Linked DNA regions of Homo sapiens: all the other regions are linked to region 1. The links are chromatin contacts, found by Hi-C or POLR2A ChIA-PET in ENCODE. All regions are on one chromosome and are shown on one strand. The core of a region is the stretch at or near the end of the contact, and the rest is flanking DNA. Distances in the headings are between cores, read along the strand shown.

Region 1 (4,323 bases), core at 594-3,093:
TTTTTTTTTAAGAGATGAGGTCTCGATCCAGCACCCAGGCTGGAGTGCAGTGGTTTGATCGAGCTCACTGTTGCCTGGAACTCCTGAGCACAAGCGATCCTCCCACCTCTGCCTTCCAAAGTGCTGGGACTGCAGGTGTGAGCCACCACACCTGGCCCGGAGGTCATTCTTGAGTCTTTTTCCCTGTCATCCCCTTATATCTAACCTATAATTAAGTCTCATCAATTTTACTTCCAAAATAAACATCATATCCATCCACTTCAGTTGAGTTTCACTGCTACCAATCCATTCTCCACAGAGCAGCCAGTGTGATTTAAAAAAGAAATCTGGGCCTGGTGTGGTGGCTCATGTCTGTAATCCTAGCACTTTGGGAGGCCAAAGTGGGCGGATCACCTAAGGTCGGGAGTTTGAGACCAGTCTGGCCAACATGGTGAAACCCCCGTCTCTACTAAAAATACAAAAATTAGCCGGGCATGGTGGTGTGTGCCTGTAATCCCAGCTACTCGGGAGGCTAAGGCAGGAGAATTGCTTGAACCTGGGAGGTGGAGGTTTCAGTGAGCTGAGATCGTACCACTGTACTCCAGCCTGGGCGATAGAGTGGGACCCTGTCTCAAAAACAAACAAACAAACAAAAAAGAAATCTGATAGCACTTCCTTGCAAAAATCCCTTAATGTCTTTTCTTTTGTGGCTAATGTGACCTTTTCGTGGCTCCAAGCTAGCCACAGGAGAACTAAGAGTTCATAAGTATTTTACAAATTAGAGCTTCATTATTAATTGAAATGCATCACAAACTGCAGTTTGATGAGATTTGAAATTTGCTGTACAGCAAGAAATCTCAATGAACTGTTAGACTTAGTTTCACCTGTGGTAAATTTTTAATGGTTGTAAAAAAAAAAAGATGTTAATATTTTGTATCATCAACTTCATTCAAAGTTTCTTGTCAATGGTGACTCAGGAATCTGTTGCCCAGGTTGGTCTCGAACTCCTGGCCTCAAGCTAGCCTTCTCACTTGGCTTCCTAAAATGCTGGGAGTGACTCAGAAATTTGAAAGGGTCATTAAAAAGTCTTAAAGCCTGATTCGGTGGCATGGTCCTGTAGTCCCAGCTACTCAGAAGGCTGAAGCCAGAAAAGATGGCTTGAGGCCAGGAGCTCGAGTGCTGCCTGGACAACATAGTGAGACCCTTGTCTCAAAAACAACAGCAACCCAAAGTCTTATTTATCTTCAGGAGCTGCGCAAGCCCTTTACCACCGCCACGTTTCTCCCTGGATGTCCCTAGGCCTCGGGACTGGCTGGGAGTTCCCTGTAGTGGAGGCCGCCGCTGAACTGATTATAAAGATGAGAGAGGCTCTGCCATGCCTTGGTCATCAATTCACACTCCACCAGTGTCTTCTAGCAGTCACGGCAAGGGTTAACGTCAGGGACCGCTGTGGGGTGGCCGCGCTACACGACAGTATAGTTGCGGTCCTGGTTTATGAAATAACTGAGGGAACAAGAGGCGCAAGAAATCCCTCCTTGGGTGCAAGACCAAAACAACTACCCAGCGGGAAGACTCGGGCTTCAGTGCGTGTGTCGCCAGTGGAGGAGGACGCTTCGGGGCGGGAGCACAAGCTGGCAGGACAGCCCCGCAGCAGCTCCAGCGCGGCAGAGGCCATGGAAGATGGTCCGCTGGTCAGCACCCTGCCTGCGCCTCAAAATACCGCCGGGAAGGTGGGGGACGGGGACGGGAGCAGCCAATCACGCGAGCTCTCTCGGGTGGCGTCAGGGCGCGATCGCGGATTCGGCACTCCGGGTGGGCGTGGCTGGGCGAGCGAGGAGTGGGGACAAGGTCGAGCGACGAGTCGTCTACCCGCGCGCCCGAGCGCGGAAACCGAGGGGCAGGCTCGCGCTCTGCCTGCTTCGTGGCGCTTGGTTCGTCCCTCGCCCGAGGAGCGCGGTGGCGGCGTGGGAGGGAGCCTCTGACGGCGTCTGGTGAGAGCCGCGCGGCGGCGTGGGACTCCGGGAGAGCATCCTGCCCACCCCCAGGGCCGCCTCCCCCGGCCTCCTGCCCCAGGCCTCCCCTCCCCGGCCGCTTTCCACCCCACCGCGCCCCGAGGCCCACACTGGACCCGGCTCTCGCCCAATGTCCTGCAGGCCTCACCATAGGGCACCTCTTTGGCCCAATTCAGGGCTCCGCCGTGTGGCTCGGGGTGGGCCCTGATGAGCAGGGGAGGGGATGTAGAGGGAGGCCCAGGTTGACTTGTCCCCTGGAACAGTGCTGTCCAATCAGGGGGGATGCTGACTGTCCCGTTAGGAGCGGGGCGGGGCGAGAGAGGGTGGAGAACTGCCTGGCAGGCGAGCTGTCCTGGCGTGAAAAGGCTGGGCTAAAAGGTCCCCTCCCTGCTCTGAGTCTACATTCTGAGTCTGGGCTTCCTTGTATATTTGAGAAACGTTAATTCCCCGCCCTCACCCCAATTTTTTTTTTTTTTTTTTTTTTTTTTTTTTTTTTTGAGACTGAGTCTCGCTCTGTCGCCCAGGCTGGAGTGCAGTGGCGCGATCTCGGCTCACTGCAAGCTCCGCCTCCCAGGTTCACGCCATTCTCCTGCCTCAGCCTCCCGAGTAGCTGGGACTACAGGCGCCCACCACCACGCCCGGCTAATTTTTTGTATTTTTAGTAGAGACGGGGTTTCACCATGTTAGCCAGGATGGTCTCGATCTCCTGACCTCGTGATCCGCCCACCTCGGCCTCCCAAAGTGCTGGGATTACAGGCGTGAGCCACCGCGCCCGGCCCCTCCCCCCAGTTTTACGCTTGTAAAATTGTTAGAACACAAGAACGTATTTTTTACTACTCTGGTAGGAGGGGTGGGGTACAGTTTCGCAGTATAGGTAACTCGTTAACCCAACTGTAGGAGCGCCGCAGTTGAAGCCAAACCGAATTATAGCGTCGGAATGGGGCCCTGACTTTCAGACAGCTTTATATAGCTCTTTCCTTCTTATTCCTTTGAGTCCCATCCTCATTGCACTGATGAAAGGGCGATTTATCATGTTTTCGAGGAAGATTTGTACTCATGGATGTTTATGGAATGAACAGACACAAGGCAAACACTGGGTGTGGGACAGTGTTCTGAGCGCTGAAGTCATTCAGACAAGGGTTTGATTTTCGGTTCTCTCAATGATGAACTTGGGTTCAAGTAATTCTCCTGCCTCAGCCTCCCAAGTAGCTGGGATTACAGGCGCCTGCCACCATGCTCGGTTAATTTTTGTATTTTTAGTAGAGACGGGGTTTCACCATGTTGGTCAGGCTGGACTTGAACAGACATCAAGTGATCCGCCCATCTCGGCTTCCCAAAGTGCTGGGGTTACAGGCGTCAGCCACCGCGCCTGGCCAATGATGAACTATTAAACAGTGATTTGGGGCAAGTAAATTATTTTCTCTGTGCTTCCTGTCTGTAAAACGCGGCTAATACGAGGGCTGTGAGGATGAAATGAGTTAATACATGTGAAGAAACCTATTAGCACAATGTTTGGCACTTCAGAAGCGCTCAGCAAATGTTTACTGTTGTTTCCTCTGTTCAGTGACTGCTTGACCCAAGTGTTCATTATTTTTATTTGATAGCCTTAAAAATATTCTCTTCACAAAGAACTCTTTCCACGGTTGAGTGGGGCATTATTTTTCTGGAAAGGGTTAATCACCTTTTGTCAGCATTTATAATGGACGGTCTTGAGTTGAGAGAATGCAGAAAGTAGTCTTTAAGAATTTGGGTTTCTGCCGGGCGTGGTGGCTCACGCTTGTAATCCCAGCACTTTGGGAGGCCAATGCAGGCGGATCACCTGAGGTCAGGAGTTCAAGACCAGCCTGGCCAACATGATGAAACCTCATCTCTACTAAAAATACAAAAATTAGCTCGATGTGGTGGCAGGCGCCTGTGATCCCAGCTACTCAGGAGGCTGAGATAGGAGTATCGCTTGAACCCAGGAAGCGGAGGTTGCAGTGAGCCGAGATTGCACCACTGCACTCCAGCCTGGGCGACAGGCTGTCTGTCTCAAAAAAAAAAAAAAAAAAAAAAAAAAAGAATTGGGTTTCTCTGGCTGGGTATGGTGGCTCATGCCTGTAATCCAAGCACTTTGGGAGGCCAGGCGGCGGATCACCTGAGGTCAGGAGATCGAGACCAGCCTGGCCAACATGGTGAAACCCCACCTCTACTAAAAATACAAAAAAATTAGCTGGGCATGGTGTCACATGCCTGTAATCCCAGCTACTTGGGAGGCTGAGGCAGGAGAATCGCTTCAACCTGGGAGGTGGAGGTTGCAGTGAGCTGAGATCATGTCACTGCACTCCAGCCT
Region 2 (4,323 bases), core at 878-3,377, 1.3 Mb after region 1:
GGCCAGTGGAACGGCTCACCAACCACCCACCTCCTTTTGGTGTCCCTGCATTACCTCCACACCCGGCCAGCTTCCTCCCTGGTACCCACCTGCTAGCTGCTCTAGGCCCATACATCTCTTGCCTCCGCAGACACAGGGCAAGCTCTTTCAGGATCTGCCTCCTTTTTCTCTTTCTGCTTTCCTCCCTCCTTCCCTTCCCCCCTACCCACAGGCCACGTGTTGGAATGACAAAGGAGCCCCATGGCATGGCACTGCCTTTGATGGAGAAGAATGAGGAGGATGTTAAGGTAGAGGCAGGAAGGAAAAATGGGGAGAAAATGGCGAGGGGGACTGTTGAGGTACAGGGAGGGGAGATGGCTGATACAGAAAATGAGGTACTGATGGAGGGGGATGAGTGACAGATGGAAATGGCTGAGGTGGAAAATGGGTTAATGATGGGTTGAAAGGGAGGAATGTGGAGAGTTGAAATAATGGAGGAAATGTCTGTGGAAAATGGATACCTGAAGGGTTTGAGAAAAGGAATGATAAGGGGTGCAATTCATTCAAATATGTGGGTGAGGCCGGAGGGGGGTTCCTGTATGTCACAGAGGGGATGAGGATGAGTTGGAGGAAGCAGGAAGGCAATGGAGGGGATGGCCGCGTGGAGGGTTTGACTGGGTATGGGTGTGAGTGCCCTTCTCCGGAGGGACTTACCGAAACTTTACAAACCCATTCAGCGTCCACGCTCGAAGTTTTAAGGGCTCCAGCTGAATTTTAAACATCAAGCTGGCTAAGAAGTCTTCTCCCCAGGAGTGTGGGAAGCTCCGGAAAGCTCCTCGGGCCTGCAGTGGGGGTGCTGCTGGGGGTGGGCAGGAGAGCACTGTGCGCTTAAACATGCCCAGCCAAGCCCCTCACCTCTGATCGCTCCACCGGAGCCGGCCTGAAGTGCTGCAGCTCTGGAAGCCACCTCCTTGGACTCTCAGAGGCGCGTGCCCAGCAAGGCCTGTCTGGCGCAGCAGGTGCCGGACCTGATCCCCAAATGTGGAGAGTGAAGGGAGAAGACCCGCGGCCACCTGCTCTCAGGTGCAGCAGTGTCTGGCTGGCTGTGAGCGGCTGTATGGCAGCGTGTCAGTGAGGCTGGGAGTGCAAGCGTGTGTTTGTGAGTGGCAGCGTGTATACCTGTGACAGGTGTGATTGTGAGGGCCCGAGAGGCAGTGAGCTCCTGTCGCCTCTCACTGGGGAGGACCCGACCCCAATCCCCAAGAACCTACTCAATGAAGTCACTGACGGGAGTCTCCTCCCTCGCAGATGGGCGGGGCAGAGCGGAGCTCGGCCGGGACAAAAGGCGCGGCGAGGAGAGGAGGGGAGGGGGCTCGGGCGGGGGAGGGTGGTCGGTGATGTCACCCGCGCTGGCTGGCTGGTCTGCTCACAGATGCCTCCGCCCCACAGAACCCAATCTGGTCCGGTCCGACTCGACCCTCCCCTCCCCTCCCCTCCCCGACTCAGACGCTGGCTGCCCCCTGTGACAGCCAAGCCCTGGTCTAGGACTCCGAGCACCCTGCAGACCCCGGGGCCCCGCATCCCCAAGGCAGCAGAGCCTACGGGCCCTCAGTGTCCCAACCCCCCAACACCAGGAGCCCTGGCTTCACGACGCCCCGCTCCCGGGACCCCCGAGTCCTGGCTTGGCGCCCTCACCGGTGAGGAGCTGCGGGCGCCGCCGTGGTCCGTGAGACAGCCGCTGCCCCCTCCCCCGGCTCCGGCTCCGCCGCCTCCACCCGGGACAGGAGTCGCCTGCCCGCCGGCCGCCGATAGCGGGACCGGGAGCCCGCCCCCACGGCTCCGCCTCCGCGCCGCCCATTGAACCGTCTTCCTGTCACTCAGCTCAGCCTCCACTGTGATTGGGCAGTTTTCAACAAGCGGCTTGGTGATAGCCGCCCATCCTCCGCCCCTGTCACCCGGCCACACGCGCACACATTCCAGGCAGTGATTGGTGTGGATCTGATTGGCGCCCTCTGGGATCACTCAACCACGCCTCTTTGCCATCTTGTCGTGCCATTGGTGAAAAAGACAGAGGGCGGCAACCTCGCTCGCCCTTTGATTTTATTGGTTCGTGCCTGAGACTCAGACCCGAGCCCGGGGGCAAACTATATTAGTCCAATCTCCGGGTTGAGAAGGTGGGACGTACTGGCCACTGCTCGAATCCCAGGAGAACCTTCTGGAACCCTTGCGACGTCAAAGGCAGCCTTAAAGGAAAACTGTACCCACCAGTTGGCCGTGCGGCCGTGCATTCTTTCCTTTCTTCATTGGGGGGCAAGAGGGAGAGAACAGTGCACTCTGGGAGGTGTAGTCCCTGGACCGGGGCCAAAAGGTCAGCACTTCTTACTCGCCTTTCAGCCAACGGTGTAACCACCTCAAGCTGACCTCATTTAGCTTTACCTTATCCTGACCCCGCGGTGGCCTGATGTGACCTAACGGAATCTCTAACAGACCCCACGGATGCCGGGTTTCAGAGCCCCCCGGACCTCTCCCCCGAGGGAAACGGATGGCTCTGCCCAGGCCGGTGCCTCCAGGAATCTCCCCCGCCCACCCTCTGTACAGCCCCTCATCCTCGCGCCCCTCTTCAGCGACCCCGCGGTCTCCATTTCAGTCCCTCTTCTAATCAGTCTCTCATCCTGCTTCCCCCTGGAGTGCCTGTGTTTTAGCCCTTTCCTTCTTGGCCCTAGATGATCTCCTGTCTTCCTTCCCGCAGTGATCCCTTTTGTCTTATTCTTGGTTCTTTCTTTACACCCCGATCTCCTATCCTAGCTCTCCCCTTTCATCTTTCATCTCACTCCCCAAGATCCCCTTCCTTAACACCCTCAGAATCTCTAGTCTCCCCCACCCCCCATTAAGTCATTAGATCTCAGCCCCAGTGTCCCCGATGCAGGGAGCAGGCGGGGCTGCGGAGGCGGTCGCCAGCGGAAGCCGCCACTCCAGCAGACACGGTGCCTGGCGCCCACGTCACTGTCTCCCAGGCCCATCTGTGCTCGAGGGAGCGGGGGTGGGGAGGGAGTAATTTGGGGGTGAAGTGGGGGAGGGGAGTGCTGGGGGGTTGATGATGATAGAAGGGTCAGGCCGGAAGCTCCCCTTTACTTCTTTCTTTCCTATTTTCCAGAGACAGAGTTTGGACACCCATGAGGTCTTGCTAGAAACTGCAGCTTGAGTACCTGGGCCAAGAGCAGAGCAAGGCGGGGGGGGGGTGCCAGGGTCCTGGAGTCATGTCTGTAGATTCTTCACTACCTACCTTCATGCCAGGAGTCACTATGGGGCTCCCAAGGGTAAAGGGGCATGAGGTGTGAAGGAAGAAAGAGACTTGGGGTGAAAGGAGGATGGAAAGGAAGTGGGGTTGGGGGCCAGGAGGGGAGCAGAGATGGGTGATGAATGTGGGGAAATGAGCATGAGGAATTTGAGGAAATGGGGTTGAGGGGGGGAGGTAGGGAGAGGGGGTGGTGAGAGGATGGTGAGATGGGGTGAGGGGGATGAGGAGGGGAGGGGCATGGGGCAGATGAGCCATAGGGTGGGAGTAAGGAGGGCAGAGGAAAGGAGGGCTGGGGAGGGGAGGGAAGGCAGGGTGGGGGATAAGGAAAGAAGGGCTGGGGAGGGGCAGGAAGGCAGGGTGAGGGATGAGGAAAGAAGGGGTGAGTAATGAAAGGATGAGGCACAGAGATGGGGTGAGGAGGAGTGAGGAAGGGGGAGGGGAGGGAGGAGGGATGGACATCTCTGTGTGACACAGAGATGGGTAAGGTGGGGTGAGGGGCCCTGCACCGCTGCTGGCTCCTCAGATCTGGGGGCTCTCACTCTTCCACCTCCACACCTGTGGGGCCCAGGCTGTGGGTGGCTCTACTTCTTCCTATTCCAGTTCTGTCTCTTTTGCCTCCCCCAGCCTTGCCTGTGCCAACACGGAGGCAGAGAGTTTAGTCACCAGCCTTTACCTGGCCCCTGCTAATGCTAAAGTGTAGGCTCGGACCTTTGAGGGTGCAGAACTGTGCCTTCAGGTGTTGGTGGCACAGACTCCACTGTTTGCCTAGTCCTCGGTTCCCGCCCTCAGTCCCATTGTCCTGGGTGTCACGTGTGTGTAGTGCTCAGTGTGGCATGGACTGTGACAGTGTGGTCTGGAGTCTATGCACCTTGTGAGCTTACACGCCACACTCATGCCTCATCTCCTTTGTAAATGGGGATTGGTGCCTCAGGGGGTTGTTGAGAGGGTTAATTAAGGTAACACAGGTAGTGCACTTAGTTCTGAGCTGGGCATGTAGTTTATACCCAACCAATGGTTAACTTGGTTAACTCAACCAAGTTAACCAT
Region 3 (4,323 bases), core at 631-3,130, 1.2 Mb before region 1:
ATTCACAGGGGCTGGGCGGCCAAGCAGGCGGCCAACTGCAGGGAAGGCCCGTGGGGGGCAGGGTGTGCCTCAGGTGGGGGGCCTGGATTCAATGGCCTGTTGCATCTCTTCCTGTCCGTGGAGTCCATGAAATAGAAAACTCTCATAGTTGGACTGGGCCAGGAAAGATAAGGTCAAGGCCACCCAACGCTTCCACGGCAGCTCACAGCAACCAGATATTTGTCCCAGTGATGCACGGTGCCTCCTGGCCCTTGCCATGGAATTCAGTACAGTCAGCACGTGTGGAGCCTCTATGTGGCAGGACACAGGATAGCTACTTGCACCTCCTGACTGAGCCCAGGGCACTGACCACCTTTCATCCACCTCCCCATGAGCAGGGTACAGCGTGAGCTACTGTTACCATGGGCGCGGTTGCTGCCTTCCACCTTCTCCTGCTCAGTACAAAGTGGGTCCTTGGCAAAGGTTTTGTTGCAGTGAACAAAATTTGAAAATCTCATATGCCCCTAGAACTGGCTGCTGAGGCTGGATTGCATCCTCTTCCTATCTAACATTGGAAACACAAACCTGATCAAATGCAGTGATCAGACAGCAGTCAGACACTTCTGAGTACAAGCCCCAGCTCCTCCACCTGGGAGCTGCATGGCTTTGGGAAGAAACTTAACCCTAAGTCCAGCCTCCAGTTTTTAATCTGTGCAATGGGAATTATAATACTGACTTCACAGTGCTACCAGGATTAAAAGTTTATGTATATGAAGCACCTGGCAAGGTTGGCCCACAAAAAGGGTTCCATTTAGCAAGGGTGGGCCAGGTGCAGTGGTTCATGCCTGTAATCCCAGCACTTTGGGAGGCTGAGGTGGGAGGATCCCTTCGTACAGGAGTTCAGGACCAGCCTGGGCAACACAGTGAGACCCTCGTCTTTGAAAAAAATAAAAAATTAGCCAGGCATGGTAGTGCATGCCTGTAGTAGTCCCAGCTACTTGGGAGGCTGAGGTGGAAGTATCTCTTGAGTCCAGGAGGTTGAGGCTGCAGTGAGGTATAATGGTGCCACTGCACTCCAGCCTGGATGAGAGTGAGACCCTGTCTTAAAAATTAAAGGGTCCTCAGGCCAGTCATGGTGACTAACACCTGTAATCCCAACACTTTGGGAGGCTGAGGCAAGAGGATTGCTTGAGCCCAGGAATTTGAGACCAGCCTGAGCAACAGAGTGAGACCCCCATCTCTACAAAAAAAAAATCAGAAAATTAGCCGGTAGTGATTGTTTGCGCCTGTAGTCCCAGCTACTCGGGAGGCTCAGGTGGGAGAACTGATTGGGCCCAAGAAGTCGAGGCTGCAGTAAGCCACGATCGATCGAGCCACTGCACTCCAGCCTGTGCAGCAGAGTGAGACTGTCTCAAAAAAAAAAAAAAAAAGATAAGTAAATATAAAGAAGAAGAGTCATCAAAGCCCCCTGCCAAACGTCCAAGGGCCTGGTCAGTGACCGCCATGTCCCTGACCCCACATGTCCTGTGGGAGCGTGGAGAATTAGCCTGGACCTTGCCTCAGGGGCAATCTCCCCTCTCCAAAGCCGGAACTGCAGGTCCCAGCGTCGTCTTAAGAGGAGAACTGGGCCCCAGAGAACTTTCTCCGAGACTCCCCAAAACTCCAAGCCTGCCCCAGCCGGCCACAAGGCCCAAACGCCCCGCCCGGCTCTCCGGTCCCTGGGACCGCCCTGCTCCCTCCTCCACGGCGCGCGAGGCTCTTACTCTGCCGCCCGGGCGAGCGCGACCCTACCCTCGGCGGGTATCCTGCGGGTGACGAACACCTTCATGAGTCGCACCGGTCTCATCCGCAGTGCAGCCGCCGACCCGGACCTGGCAGTACAGAAGCTGGCCCGGGAATGTAGCTGGGCCGGGGCGGGGCCAGGCTGGAGTGGGCGGGAGAGACGTCGCGCGCGGCGTGCGCAGGGGGTGTGGCTTCGCGAGAGGGAGCGCCGGGTTGCGGCTGAGCGGTGACTGTGCGTGCTCGGGGAGTGACAGTAACAGTGACCCTACACAGTGTCCTTGTGTGTGTGTGGGGGGGTGCGCCTCGTGCCACTGGGGAATCAGGGCCCCGGGGGAGAGGGGGCAGTATCCCGTCCAAGGCCTCATGGGAGCCCTGCTTTTTCTACACGCTCAGGGTCCTGTTTCCACAGGCTCAGGCCTTAAGAGACTGAAAGCCCCCACTTTTTCTGTCTCTTGGGTTGGCCCAGGGTAGAAACCCAGGTTCCAGGCTGTGAGGAAGTCCAGGACACACAGAGAGGTCACGTGTAGGTGTTCAGGCCAACAGCACAGCCAGGGGCCCGGCTCACAGCCACCGTCAATGACCAGAGGTATGAGTGAGGAAGCCTTCGGGTGACTCCAGGCCAACTCCCACCTGACTACAGCTAAAACTGCAAGAAAGAGCCTTTAGGAGAATCACTGGCTGAGCCCAGTCAACCCCGGAACCATAAGAGATGATAATGCACTGACTGCTGTTGCTCTAAGCCGTTCAATTTTGGAGTAATTCTTTATGCAGCAATAAATAAGTGATACGCTATGTGTGCGAAAGCCAGAAGCCATAAGAGTACAACTAATTCTCCATTGAAAAATTAACCGTACCATCCTGAATGCATCTGATCTTGGAAACTAAGCCTGGTTAGGGCTTGTATGGGAGACTGCCTGGAAATACCAGGTGCCTGGAAATACCAGGCTTATGTTTATCTTAAAAAAAAAAAATTAACAAAATCATAAGACAACAAACCGGGAAAAATACCATATATTTGCAACTCATTTTATAGACAAGGGGTTGATTTACTTATTGCACAAATAGTTCCTAAGACAAAGATGCCCAGCTTATCTGAATAAGCAAAGGATATCAATGGACAGTTTATAGAAAAGAAAATGGCCTTTAAATGTATGGCTGGGCGCGGTGGCTCATGCCTGTAATCCCAGCACTTTCGGAGGCCGAGGCAGGCGGATCACTTGAGGTCAGAAGTTTGAGACCAGCCTGGCCAACATGGTGAAACTCTGTCTGTACTGAATATACAAACATTAGGTGGGCATGGTGGCACATGCCTGTAATTCCAGCTACTCAGGAGGCTGAGGCAGGAGAATTGCTCATGAGTCCAGGAGATGGAGGTTGCAGTGAGCCGAGATCCCATCACTACACTCCAGCCTGGGTGACAGAGTGAGACTCCATCTAAAACAAAAAAAAACAAAACAAACAAAAAAAAAAAACAAAAGATGAAAAGTGCTCAACTTGACTCACAAAAGAACTGCATATTAAAATTACAGCAAGATACCAATGTAAAAAATAATACATTGGGGAACCAGGTGCTTTCATACGTTGCTGGTAGGAGTGTAAATCAGCAACTTCAATAAGAAAGTTTGGCAGTAGCTATCAAAGTTTAGACTGCACATCTTTTTTGACCCAGAAATTTTGCTTTTAGGAATTTACCTTACAGACGCGTTCACACATGTGCAAAATGCCATCTGCCAAAGGCTCTTCATTGTGGCATTGTTGGAATAGTAAAATATGGGAAACAACCTAAAGGTCCACTCATAGGGGACTGTTCATTACGTATGCTTCATTCCCACAGTGAAATACTCTGCATCAATCAAAAGAGTGAGGCAGCTCTGTGCGTACCAGTGTGGAATGATCTCCAAGATGTACTGTCCAGTGAGAAAACAGGGTGATGCAAAGTGCATATGTTACCATTTATAGGAGAAAGTATATGCCTATTCTTTTTTTTTTTTTTTTTTTTTTTTTTTTGAGACAGGATCTCAGTCTGTTATCTAGGCTGGAGGGCAATGGTGCAATCTTGGCTCACTGCAACCTCTACCTCCTGTGCTCCAATGATCCTCCCGCCTCAGCCTCCTGAGCAGCTGGGACCACAGGCATGTGCCACCACACCCAGCTAATGTTTTGTATTTTTTGTAGAGACAGGGTTTCATTATGTTGACCGGGCTTGTCTCGAACACCTGGGCTCAAAGCGATCCACTTCCAAAGTTCTGGGATTACAGGCGTGAGCCACGACACCTGGCCACCTATTTCTGTGTGTTAAATATCCCTGGAAAGATGTACAAGAAACATCTTTCTTGTTTCTTTGGGAACAGGCCAGGTGCAGTGGCTCATGGTTTGTAATTCCAGCACTTTGGGAGGCTGAGTCAGGAGCATTGCTTGAGCCCAGGAGTTTGAGACAAGCCTGGGCAACATAGCGAGACCCTGTCTCTACAAAAAAAAATTTTTTTTTAATTACCCAGGCGTAGTGGTGTACACCTGTAGTCCCAGTTACTTGGGAAACTGAAGTAGGAAGATTGCTTGAGC

The links. A loop is a pair of places that touch in the nucleus more often than their neighbours do. ChIA-PET counts read pairs that join two places held with the same protein, here RNA polymerase II (POLR2A). Pooled maps may share reads with other maps.
Region 2: a map of sigmoid colon shows a loop between it and region 1 (4-fold over the local background). The contact joins the promoter of DNAJB5-DT here to the promoter of GNE in region 1. A Hi-C loop is called at or near these places in 1 of 168 maps with a recorded cell type or tissue (sigmoid colon) and 8 of 50 pooled maps. POLR2A ChIA-PET finds 5 or more read pairs at or near these places in 1 of 52 experiments (Caco-2).
Region 3: a loop to region 1 is called in a pooled map, with 5 times the contacts of the local background. The contact joins the promoter of GRHPR here to the promoter of GNE in region 1. A Hi-C loop is called at or near these places in 1 of 37 single-sample maps with no recorded cell type and 5 of 50 pooled maps. POLR2A ChIA-PET finds 5 or more read pairs at or near these places in 1 of 52 experiments (activated CD4-positive, alpha-beta T cell).

What each region holds. Positions count from the first base shown.
Region 1 is chr9:36,255,968-36,260,290 of GRCh38, reverse strand. It overlaps GNE (glucosamine (UDP-N-acetyl)-2-epimerase/N-acetylmannosamine kinase), which reads left to right and starts at 1,843. Exons shown (of 12, transcript NM_005476.7): 1 at 1,843-1,970. LOC124902150 (a long non-coding RNA gene) reads right to left here and starts at 1,681. Exons shown (of 3, transcript XR_007061473.1): 1 at 1,540-1,681. RefSeq lists an enhancer at 1,413-1,642 and a silencer at 1,943-2,102.
Region 2 is chr9:34,987,183-34,991,505 of GRCh38, reverse strand. DNAJB5-DT (DNAJB5 divergent transcript) reads left to right here and starts at 2,127. Exons shown (of 2, transcript NR_109756.1): 1 at 2,127-2,347. It overlaps DNAJB5 (DnaJ heat shock protein family (Hsp40) member B5), which reads right to left and starts at 1,761. Exons shown (of 5, transcript NM_001349723.3): 1 at 1,675-1,761; 2 at 694-1,007. The coding sequence starts at 875. RefSeq lists enhancers at 1-646, 647-1,576, 2,131-2,340 and silencers at 1,858-2,006, 1,521-2,020.
Region 3 is chr9:37,420,253-37,424,575 of GRCh38, reverse strand. It overlaps GRHPR (glyoxylate and hydroxypyruvate reductase), which reads right to left and starts at 1,880. Exons shown (of 9, transcript NM_012203.2): 1 at 1,743-1,880. The coding sequence starts at 1,825. RefSeq lists enhancers at 1,283-1,908, 1,909-2,534 and a silencer at 1,919-2,068.